2 separate regions of the Homo sapiens genome follow, and region 2 is linked to region 1. The links are chromatin contacts, found by Hi-C or POLR2A ChIA-PET in ENCODE. All regions are on one chromosome and are shown on one strand. Each heading gives the region's core, a stretch centred on a gene start or an enhancer-like site at or near the end of the contact. The rest is flanking DNA. Distances are from core to core; before and after follow the strand shown.

Region 1 (5,321 bases), core at 2,603-5,102:
TTTTTCTCTCTCCTGTGTCCTCCCTGGGAGCAGAGCCTGGGTCACCTCTTTTATGCTCTGCACGGGACCCAGAACCAGGCAATGCGTGGTCAGCTCTGTGCTAGGGGTGTCGACGGCAAGGGTCGGCCCCTCCAGACCACACAAGCACACGAGCTGCTTCCCTTTTGCGCCCCAGTTTCCTGGACTCATTTGGGGGCCCCTTCCATCTAACCACACAAGTCACCTTCTCAGAGCAAAAAGGAAGATGACAGTGCTGCCCCTCCCCCATCCGCCGGGCAGCAGCGTCTCCTCCATGAGCAGCACAAGGGGCTTTTATGCTGCGGCCCTTTCCTCCTCTGCCACTGCCCCCAGCCACCCCCACCCAAGTCCCTGGCGACAGGGATTGGACATCTTGGCACAGGAAGCTATCTCTGCACAACGTATACTCTGTTAGCCTGGAGCAGACCTTGGGGGAGGGAGGGCCCCGTCAAGCTCTCTGAAAATGGCAGTGTGGTTTCCTTGCGGCTTTCCCGGGCACTGGAGATGACGCACACTTCTTTTCTCTTCTCCGTTCCCACTGCTGCCCTGTCCGTCCTCCCCAACAGCTTGTTACAAGCGACTTGGGGAAGAAAGCAATTCTGTCTTCCAGGGCAGCCTGCTGAGGAAGGTCAGGCCACTACAGAGGGAGCTGTGGGTGCGGTTTAGTTCTGGGGGGCAGGGTCTTCATTTTAAAACATTCTGCTTGGTACGCCAAGAAAGGCAGCTCAGGAGCACTGGTGCTTGTGTCGCACTCGTGGGGACATGTGGCACTTGGTGCTGCTTACATGCATTGCTCAGTCCTCGCTGCCATCCCAGTATGGACATGTGGCCACGGGGCCTCGGGAGGCAGGGGAAATGCTCAGAGGTCATTCTTCTGGTAAGAGGCAGATTCAGGATTGCTTTTTTTGAGATAGAGTCTTTGTTGTCCAGGCTGGAGTGCAGTGGCATGATCTTGGCCCACTGCAACCTCCACCTCCCAGGTTCAAGTGATTCTCATGCCTCGGCCTCCCAAATAGCTGGGACTACAGGCATGTGCCATCACACCTGGCTAATTTTTTTTTTTTTGTATTTTTAGTAGATTCGGGGTTTTGCCATGTTGCCAAGGCTGGTCTTCAACTCTTAAGCTCAGGTGATCTGCCTGCCTCAGCCTCCCAAAGTGCTAGGATTGCAGGCGTGAGCCACTGAACCTGGTAGATTCAGGATTTGACTTACTTCTGTCTAGCCAGGCATGGTGGCTCATGCCTGTAATCTCAGCTACTTGGGAGGCTGAGGCAGGAGGATCACTTGAGGCCAGGAGTTCAAGACTTACTTCCATCTGATTCAGAAGCCCACGAATAAACTTCCTCTGCCAGCCTCTAGCAATCATGGAACAATCAAGAAAGCTGGAAATTATCATTCCCATTTTACAGAAGCAGGCTGTGTCCAAGAGCACACAGCAAGTGAGGGGCAGCTGCCATTGTACTTTCTGTCCCTATGAATTTGACTCCTCTAGGATTTGAACCCAGGTGACCAGCTCCAGAGCCTGTGCTCTTAATTATCACTCTGCTGTTAAGTGACGTGCCTGGCTGTGACCCCAAGGTCTTCAAAACTCTCCCCCAAAGTCGTGTGGGAAATGGGGTCAACTCAGTTGTGAAAATGTCTAATCTCCCATTATGAATCCTTTGAACATTGACTATAGTAATTCCAATTTGTCAGACACTTTTTTTCCCCTGAGATGGAGTCTTGCTCTGTTGCCCAGGCTGGGGTGCAGTGGCCTGATCTCAGCTCACTGCAACCTCCACCTCCCAGGTTCAAGCGATTCTCCTGCCTCAGCCTCACGAGTAGCTGGGATTACAGGCGCCTGCCACTATGCCCAGGTAATTTTTTTTTCTCTTTTTAGTAGAGGCGGGGTTTCACCAGGTCTCAAACTCCTGACCTCAAAAGATCCGTCCGCCTCAGCCTCCCCAAATGCTGAGATTACAGGCATGAGCTGCTGCCCTCAGCCCAGATGCTTCTTTAAAATCAAACCTCATTTGGCTCATTACGAAATGCAAGCCTAGGTAAAAAATCCACAGTGAGGGACAGATAGAGATTTTGTATTCGGTGTTAACTGGAAGCAAATATTTCTGTTAAAGATGGTTTTGAGTGTTGCTCCAGATGAGTGTTACTTTGGTAAGAACCATAACCCTTGCCAGTGCCGCCCAGCAGTGAGATACCGGGGGCAGGAAGGGGGAAAGAAGGGAAAACTCCAGACAGGTGGTACTGAGGTGATCTGGTGGCCTTGCGGTCATGACTCACTTCTCCAGCCTCACCTCCTAGACAGCCGATGTGCAGGGTCACTCCGAGGGAGAGCTACAGAGCAAGAGTGACCTGTCCTGTAAGTTCCAGAATAAGGAGCGATGCTGAAGTCATGCACCCCAGAAAGGTATGGAAGTCTTAATCCCCAGGACCTGTGACTGTAACCTTATTTGGCGGTAGGATCTTTGCAGATGTAATTAGTTAAGATCAGCTCGTACTGGATTAGGGTGGGCCTAAGTCCAACATGACTGGGTACCCTTATAAAACAAGGAGGGATGACACATGCGGAGAGGACAGTGCCCCGTGGCCACACAGGGACACGTGGAGGGAAGACGGCCTTGTGGTAGTGGAGGCAGAGACTAGAGTCATGTGTCTAGAAGCTGGGGAATGCCACCAAGTGCCAGGGCCACCAGAAGCTGGAAGAGCCGAGGGAGGATCCTCCCCTAGAGCCTTCAGGGGGAGCATAGCCCTGCGGACAACTTGATCTTGGACTTCTGGCCTCCAGGGCTGTGAGAACAAATCCCTGTGGTACTTCATCACAGCAGCTGTTAAGAAACCAGGGCATCGGGTCTCCCTACCTCCATCGGCGTCTTCTCTGTCCCTGAGGTCCTCTCTTAGCTTTCTCCACTTCCTCTCACAGTTGGACGCAAAGCCCCAAGGCCACTTTTTTTTCCTCTTTTTAAATTTTTTAAAATTTTTATTTTTATATATATGTATATACATATATATACACATATAAGTATATACATATATACATATATACATACACATATAAGTATATACATATATACATATACTTATATGTGTATATATGTATATATGTGTATATATATTTTATATGTGTATATGTGTGTGTGTGTGTGTGTGTGTGTGTGTGTGTATATATATATATTTTTTTTTTTTTGAGACAGGGTCTCCCTCTGTTTCCCAGGGTGGAGTGCAGTGGCATCGTCTTGGCTCACTGTAACCTCCACCCCCTGAGTTCAAGCAATTCTCATGCCTCAGCCTCCTGAGTAGCTGGGATTACAGGCACCTGCCACCACGCCCAGCTAATTTTTGTATTTTTTGTAGAGATGGGGTTTTACCATGTTGGCCAGGTTGGTCTCAAACTCCTGTCCTCAAGTGATCCGCCCACCTCGATTTCCCAAAGTACTGGGATTACAGGCGTGAGCCACCACACCGGGCTCTGAGGCCACTTTTTCATCCATATTCTTCTCTGTGCCTCTGCATGTGTGTTCCCCATCCCTTTGGTAACTTCTATTTTTTATTTCAGGAGTGGGTTAAAGTTTCCGATTTTTTTTTTCCTTATACTCTCTCAGTTCAGTCTGGACCAACTTGGAGAAGAGCGGCGGCTTTCCCTCCCTTTTTCTGTGGCCGCCTTCAGACGCTGGCCCATGGGAGAGTCAGGGCTGTCCCCCGTATTGGAGCTATTAAACTGTCGTAAGAAAGGGGCCTTTGTCACGGGAAACACGTTACTCAGCTCAGTCATAGAGACAGACTGTGCCAGAAAACAAACAACAAAAAAAAAAAGGTTCAACCACAGCATTCTTTGGGACTTCAGTCATCCGCCTCCCGCTTGTTCTTAAAAGACGAATTTCCTTTCTTCCGTGTAATTCCATCAGATAGGTCGTCAGGTTTTCATTCTGTCCAGAATGGAGTGCTGGGGGCCCTACCCTGCCATCTGCCAGGGGCCTCTGCCCAACACCCCGCTTGTATGACCTCATGCCTGCAGGTTGGGAATGCAGGGGGGCTCCCTTGGGCCTTTTTGGGGTGGGTCAGGGAGGGTGCGAGGAGAACGAGGGCGGGAGTTAGGTATTTTTTCACACTTACCATGACCTGTCTGTGCACTTAAAAATTGATCAAGATGGTACATTTTGGCCGGGCACGGTGGCTCACGTCTGTAATCCCAACACTTTGGGAGGCTGAAGCGGGCGGATCACTTGAAGTCAAGAGTTCGAGTCCAGCCTGGCCAACATGGTGAAACCACGTCTCTACTCAAAATACAAAAATTACAGGTGGCACATGCCTGTAATCCCAGCTACTCAGGAGGCTGAGGCACGAGAATCGCTTGAACCCGGGTGGCGGAGGCTGCAGGGAGCCAAGATCACAGCACTGTACTCCAGCCTGGGTGACAGAGCGAGACTCCACCAAAAATCAAAAATAAAAAAAGATGGTACATGGTATGTTATGTATACATTAATCATTAGGCACTAACTCCCCATTCCTTATCTCCCCCCAGCCCCTGGCAACTGCCATTTTCTTTCTGTCTCTATGAATGTGACTCCTCTAGGGACCTCATAGAAGTGGCATCACACAGTATTTGTCCCTTTGTGTCCGTCCTATTTCACTTAGCATAATGTCCTCAGGGGTCATCATGTTGTAACGTGTCATAATTTTCTTCCTTTGAAGGCTGAACAATATTAGGTTGCACGGATGCATCATTTTGTTTGTTCATTCGTCTGTCCATGAACACTTGGGCTGTTTCACCATTTAGCTCTTGTGAATAGTGCTGCTTGTGAACATGAATGTAAGAATATCTCTTCAAGACCCCACTTGAGGTTCTTTGGGGTATATGGCCAGAAGAGGCATTGCTAAATCATTCGGTAATTTGATTTTTAATTTTTTGAAGAACTTAGTCATGGTGCATCTTATCTGCCTTGTAACATCGTGCCCTTGGGCAGAGGGGTACTTCCTGGAGGAGAGAGCCTCTCGCGGGCTCCCGGGGCCCCTTTCGTGGCTGGGTGCATGAGATGTATGCAGCCAACCCTTACCTCCTCCTGAGTGCAGACCCTGGGATGCTGCACTGGTCGCACACCCGTGGAGTTGGCCCTGAGTGAGAATAGACATCACGAGAGGAAAAATTGTGAGCGTGAAGGGGCTACATGGATGCAAGATGCGAGGTGAAGTGGTTTTGAATATGTACGTGTAAAGATCCTTGATTCCATGCTTTTCCACCAACTGCTGTTTAAACAAATGAACCTCTCACTATTAGCTTCACAAGTACGGCCACGTTCCTTCTTCAGCCA
Region 2 (5,282 bases), core at 499-2,998, 580 kb before region 1:
CTCTTAATTTGGGCAAGATGGTAGCAAACATCAGAAGGTTGTCCTAGTGCCTGGCGGTGAGCCCATTGAGGTGTTATCTGGGGAAGATCTTTGGGGTGGGAGTCAAGAGACTTGGGCTCCAGCACCGCCCGGCTCCCTTGTGAGTTCTGTGGCCTTTGGCAAGTCACCTCTCCTGGTCCCAACAGCCTAATCAAGACCACTGGGTTGGATCCTCTCCCAGATGTCTACCATCTCTCAATCTCAGTGGGAGTCATGTGACACAGTGGGTGCTGCATTTTAGCACCCCAAGGAGTACATAAGAAAATCCACTGGGGCCAGGCGCAATGGCTCAAGCCTGTAATCCCAGCACTTTGGGAGGCCGAGGCAGGTGGATCCCCTGAGGTCAGGAGTTTGAGACCAACTTGGCCAACATGGTGGAACCCCGTCTCTACTAAAAAAAATACAAAAATTAGCCGGGTGTGGTAGCAGGTGCCTGTAATCCCAGCTACTCAGGAGGCTAAGGCAGGAGAATTGCCTGAATCTGGGAGGTGGAGGTACAGTGAGCCAAGAGTGCACCATTACATTCCAGCATGGGCAACAAGAGCGAAACTCTGTCTCAAAAAAAAGAAAGAAAAAGAAAATCCACTGGGATTTAGAAAGAACACACCAAAACTTGTGCACATGCGTGTGTGTGTGTGGTGTGTGTGTGTAAACTAAAACTTACTAATGCGTGGAATGACAATAGACATGAATATAACCTATAAAAATATATATGTGTGTAGATATATACACATATATGTATATACACAAATTACATATTCAGTGTTTGTCCTGTGATGCCCCCTACTTTTGATAGTACATTGCTGTTTAAGTGAATGGAGCCCTGGGGTGGGAATTAAACTCTGGCTTCAATCCATGACCTAGGGCAAGTCCCTTAATTTGGTCTTTCCATCTTGAAAGTATGATCCCTCCACACCCAGGTATTTTAAGGAGATATTTGACACAGATACATAAATGGTACAGGAGTCCTGATGGTGACATTTCATGTTCCCATCCTGGGTTTGTTTTTTTGTTTCTTTGTTTGTTTTTTTTTGAGACAGAATCTTGCTCTGTCACCCAGGCTGGAATGCAGTGGCGCGATCTCAGCTCACTGCAACCTCCACCTCCTGGGTTCAAGCGATTCTCCCTGCCTCAGCCTCCTGAATAACTGGGACTACAGGTGCACACCACCATGCCTGGCTGATTTCTGTGTTTTTAGTGGAGATGGGGTTTCACCATGTTGGCCAGGCTGGTCTCGAACTCCTGACCTCAGGAGATCCACCCGCCTCAGCCTCCCAAAGTGCTGGGATTACAGGTGTGAGCCACCACGCCCGGCCTTGTGTTTGGTTTTTGATTGTGGTTACTTAGGCTCAGAATATTACAGCAGTGAGCCTTAACCTCCTTGCGCACGCAGCACACTTCCAGATGCAAGGGCTTTTGAGCAGGGCACATGAAGGAGTTAAAAGATCCCCAAGAATACTAAAGTCAGCTAAAATCACAACACAGTCGGCATTGAAGTCCTGCCTGGAACATGTAACCACGTGTATCTAAGCGGTCACTGTTCTCGCCCATTCACTTAGCTGCCCTCAGCCCTGCCACAGTTTGAATGAAACACAGTCTTCCGCCTTCCCTGTGCTTTCCTATCTTTGCAGGGTAAGGCTGGTGAGTGTTCCAGAAAGTACTGGATTTTTCTCTGGTGACTAAAGCCAGAGTCCCTCACCTCTTAGAGTTGTGGCCCATGTCCCAGTGAGCCTCTTGCACAACCCCCTCCAGCGTGCTGTTCCATCTGACAAGCCTTGTGTAGCAGAATGCCACCTGTGTTTCGGCAAAGTGAAGTTCCGCCTAGGGGTAGGATGTCAGCCCCTCCTGTGAGAAGGGGCCGTGGCCTGCCAGGCAAAACCTGGGAAAGGATGGCCAGGACCAGAGGCTGCCCCTGGAAGGCCTGGAGTCCCATTTGATCCTGTCTTTTCTCTCCTCCCTGGTCTGGGCCCTCCACAATCCCGGGTGTCTCTACCTCCAAAACATGGCCTAAATGTCTCCCACTGTGTCCCCCTTCGCCAGACCCACATCCTGGTCTCCATCCTCTTTGACCTGCATTTCTGCAACAGCCTCCTGACTGAATTCCAGCTCCCCTCCTTCATTCCTCCAATGCCAGGACCTCCGGGAGCTTCCAGATACACAGATTGAATCACTCGCCTGCTTACAAACAGCCGCCGGTTTCCTTGTACACCTATAATGACCTCCAAACTCCTTACCTGGGCTGGGTGCGGTGGCTCATGCCTGTAATGCCAGAACTTTGGGAGGCCAAGGCGGGTGGATTGCTTGATGCCAGGAGTTCGAGACCAGCCTGGCCGACGTGGTGAAACCCCATCTCTAAAAACATAAAAAAATCGGCCAGGAGCAGTGGCTCCTGTAATCCCAGCACTTTGGGAGGCCGAGGCGGGCAGATCACCTGAAGTCAGGAGTTCAGGACCAGCCTAGCCAACATGGTGAAACCTGGTCTCTCCAAAAAATTCAAAAATTAACTGGGCATGATGGCAGGTGCCTGTAATAAAAACTAAAAACAAAACAGAACTCTTTATGTGGCCTGGTAGGGAGGGCTCTATGTAACCTGGGCCCTGGCTGCATGGATTTTTATTCTATTCCATAAATGCCACAAGCCTGTTCCTATACCCCGGCGTTTGCACGCGCCGTTCCCTCTGCCTGGGTCGCTTCTGACCCGGCTGGTTCCTTCTCATCATTTGGTTCTCAACTCATGATGCTCCTTCCTCAAGAGGGGCCTCCCCCAGACCCCCTGACTCCCACACCCACTCATACCACCCCTTTCCCTCCTTATACTGAGGAATATGAGATACCATTTATTTTATTTATAGGTTTACACCTCCATTCCCCACCCCCACCCCCCACACTCACACTACACACGTGCCCTGGGAAAACAGCGTGCTATTTTCACTGCTCTATCTCCAGGGCCTAGAAGAGTTTGTGAATATCAGTGGGTCTGCAGGAAGTCATGGAGTGAGTGACTGGATGATGAGTAATGGAACAAAGCCTCTTGTAGCCGATCCAGGTCACAACTAAAGTCATCGTGCACTAAAAGCCCTCTGCTATTCGGCCACATTGCCTGGACCTGGCATCGGGTGGTTGGTTAGAACAGCTAGGGGAAGGCCCTGCAGAGGGCATGCTGCCCAGCAGCAGTGGCGGAGGCAGTGGCAGTGGGCATTGAGGCATGTTGTGTACCCTGTATACCGGGGTGAACCGCAGGGCAGCTTCAGAGAGCGAGGCCTGCCTAGCTGCCCCATGAGAGCTCAGGTCTGGCGCCTGCCTCAAGCCAAGCTGCCAGGGACAGGCCACTGCCCGGTCACTTGGAGTGAGAAGTGTTGGTCCCGTCTGTCCTTCTGCTCTGGGTCTGCTGGGCTGGCCAAGCTGGGAGGGCCAGGGAGGATAGGCGAGGGGTCCAGGCAAGGGTGGTCTTCCGTAGTCTCAGGAACAGGGCTGAACTAAAGGTGTGGTTGCTGTGACCCAAGCAGGGGCCTGACCTTCTGGGGAGGGCTCCTCGTTCCCACCTTAAAGGAAGGTTCCGTGGTCAGTGGGCTGAGGGTAGAGGAATCTGTTCCTCCGGAGGCTCAGGAGAGCTAGGGAGGGCTGTGAGCTGTGATCCATTTTCCCTCTCCCTGCCAAGAAAGTGGGATGTGGTTTCTGGGGTGGGGTGGGGGTGTCCCGCCCAAGGCAGGCTATGGGGAGTGCCTGCCCCACGTTGGGCAGCCTATTTTAGCCACTTCCCCAGAGCTGAGTCACCATGCTTCTGAAAGCCCCGCCCAAAGCCACAATGCCCTGTGGCCTCCCAAACCATAGCTGCCCCCAGGACCTGCCCAGGCCTCTGGCGAGACTCCCACCACCTACTTTCTCTTAAACTCTATGATCCAGCTCGTCACCTCCAAACTGTTCTCTGTTAGAAGCTCAGAGTGACTCAAGGTCACTCAAGGCTGGTGAAACCAAGCTGTTGCTGACCCTCAATCCTGCTGGGTGGCCTGTCTAGTCTGAGCTCCAGACACCCAGGCCTCATCCCCAGTGTGGACTGCCAGGTACTGCAGCCCCCTCCTCGCTGGGGCAGTGGGACAGATGCGTGACTCCCTCTAGGCCCCAACTCTCTCAGGACCCTTCCTTGCTGGTTATTGAAGATGGCTTTCTACAAGCCACAAAGTCTCGTTCCCAACCCCCCAGGAAGCGAGACCGTGGCAGCAGGCAGCACTGGGTAGACCTGTCCCTGTCTTTCTGGGGTGTGGGGTTGAACAAGATCCTGGGGACCCCAGGGCTAGCCCAGGATGGCCGTGATTTCAGCTGAGTTTCCCTGCTGTCCCCTCTGACCTACCTCAATAGTTCTACCCGCAAGGATGTGCTGGGTGGTGTGGCTAATGGGATGCGGGGAGCTGTCCTCCCCTGTAGCCATCATGGCCAGGATATTTGGTCCCTTTGGGCAGCCACAGTGACCTGCAGCTTCTCTGGTGAGTCCTGGGGAGCCGGGTCTGTGGTTTCCCTTTCTTTCCTCTCTAATGAGCGTATAAGATCGGGAAACCACAGGACCTGACATCACTCACAGGGTCTGGGGGTTCCTGCCTTGGCGTTGAAACCCTTAACGCAGCTCTGGGGGCTCGTGCCGCCATGTTCTCACCCGGTTCTGACCATCCACACCCGCCTCCCTGCTTCTCTGTCTTTGTTGTTTACCTGGTGAGCATACCTGCTCTATCTTCACCTGTGTGTTCTCACTCAAGGCTGCTGTTTCTCAACTGGGGCAGTTTTGCCTCCTGGGGGACATTGGGCAATATCTTGAGACAGTTTTGCTTGTTGTGACTGGGGGGTGGATGCTACTGGCATCTAATGGGTAGAGACCAGGGATGCTGCTGAATATCCTACAGTGCACAGGGCAGGTCCACCTCCCGATGAGAAATTATCTGGCCCAAATAGCAACAGTGTGGAACCTGCTCTAGGATTACACAAGAACCTTCTTGAAGCAGCTGTTGGGTACCCCCTTCTCTGTACCCTGCCGGCCAGCAGTGGGGAGGAGCACTCAGTGGTCGGTGGTCACTGACCAGCAATGCCGCCGCCAGAGCTGGAGAAGGGCCTGGAGTGGAGCGGAGAGAGCTCTGGACTCAAAGACCCAGTTTCTAGCCCAGCTCTGTTGCTTTGGGCTAAAAACCTGGATAAATCACTTTCCTTCAATAAACTTGTTTCCTCATCCATAAAGTGAAAGTGCTGCACTGAATATC

The links. Hi-C counts contacts between places; a loop is a spot of excess contacts on that map. ChIA-PET counts read pairs that join two places held with the same protein, here RNA polymerase II (POLR2A). Pooled maps may share reads with other maps.
Region 2: a map of PC-9 shows a loop between it and region 1 (13-fold over the local background). The contact joins two enhancer-like sites. A Hi-C loop is called at or near these places in 1 of 168 maps with a recorded cell type or tissue (PC-9), 1 of 37 single-sample maps with no recorded cell type and 3 of 50 pooled maps. POLR2A ChIA-PET finds 5 or more read pairs at or near these places in 3 of 52 experiments (GM12878, Panc1 and WTC11).

What each region holds. Positions count from the first base shown.
Region 1 is chr17:72,714,847-72,720,167 of GRCh38, reverse strand. The region is part of intron 7 of SLC39A11 (solute carrier family 39 member 11); the gene reads left to right. Among named protein-coding and RNA genes, the nearest start is that of LINC00511, 77 kb to the right of the region's middle. RefSeq lists enhancers at 1-222, 223-901. Within about 2 kb of position 3,852, at least 7 of the 41 ENCODE cell types and tissues checked have a DNase peak (open chromatin) inside an H3K27ac peak, as active enhancers do; they include PC-9, where a contact is called at or near this core.
Region 2 is chr17:73,290,142-73,295,423 of GRCh38, reverse strand. All of the region lies in intron 1 of CDC42EP4 (CDC42 effector protein 4), which reads left to right. Among named protein-coding and RNA genes, the nearest start is that of CDC42EP4, 19 kb to the left of the region's middle. RefSeq lists enhancers at 3,439-3,508, 2,775-3,656, 3,640-3,934, 3,909-3,988, 4,279-4,498. Within about 2 kb of position 1,748, at least 29 of the 41 ENCODE cell types and tissues checked have a DNase peak (open chromatin) inside an H3K27ac peak, as active enhancers do; they include PC-9, where a contact is called at or near this core.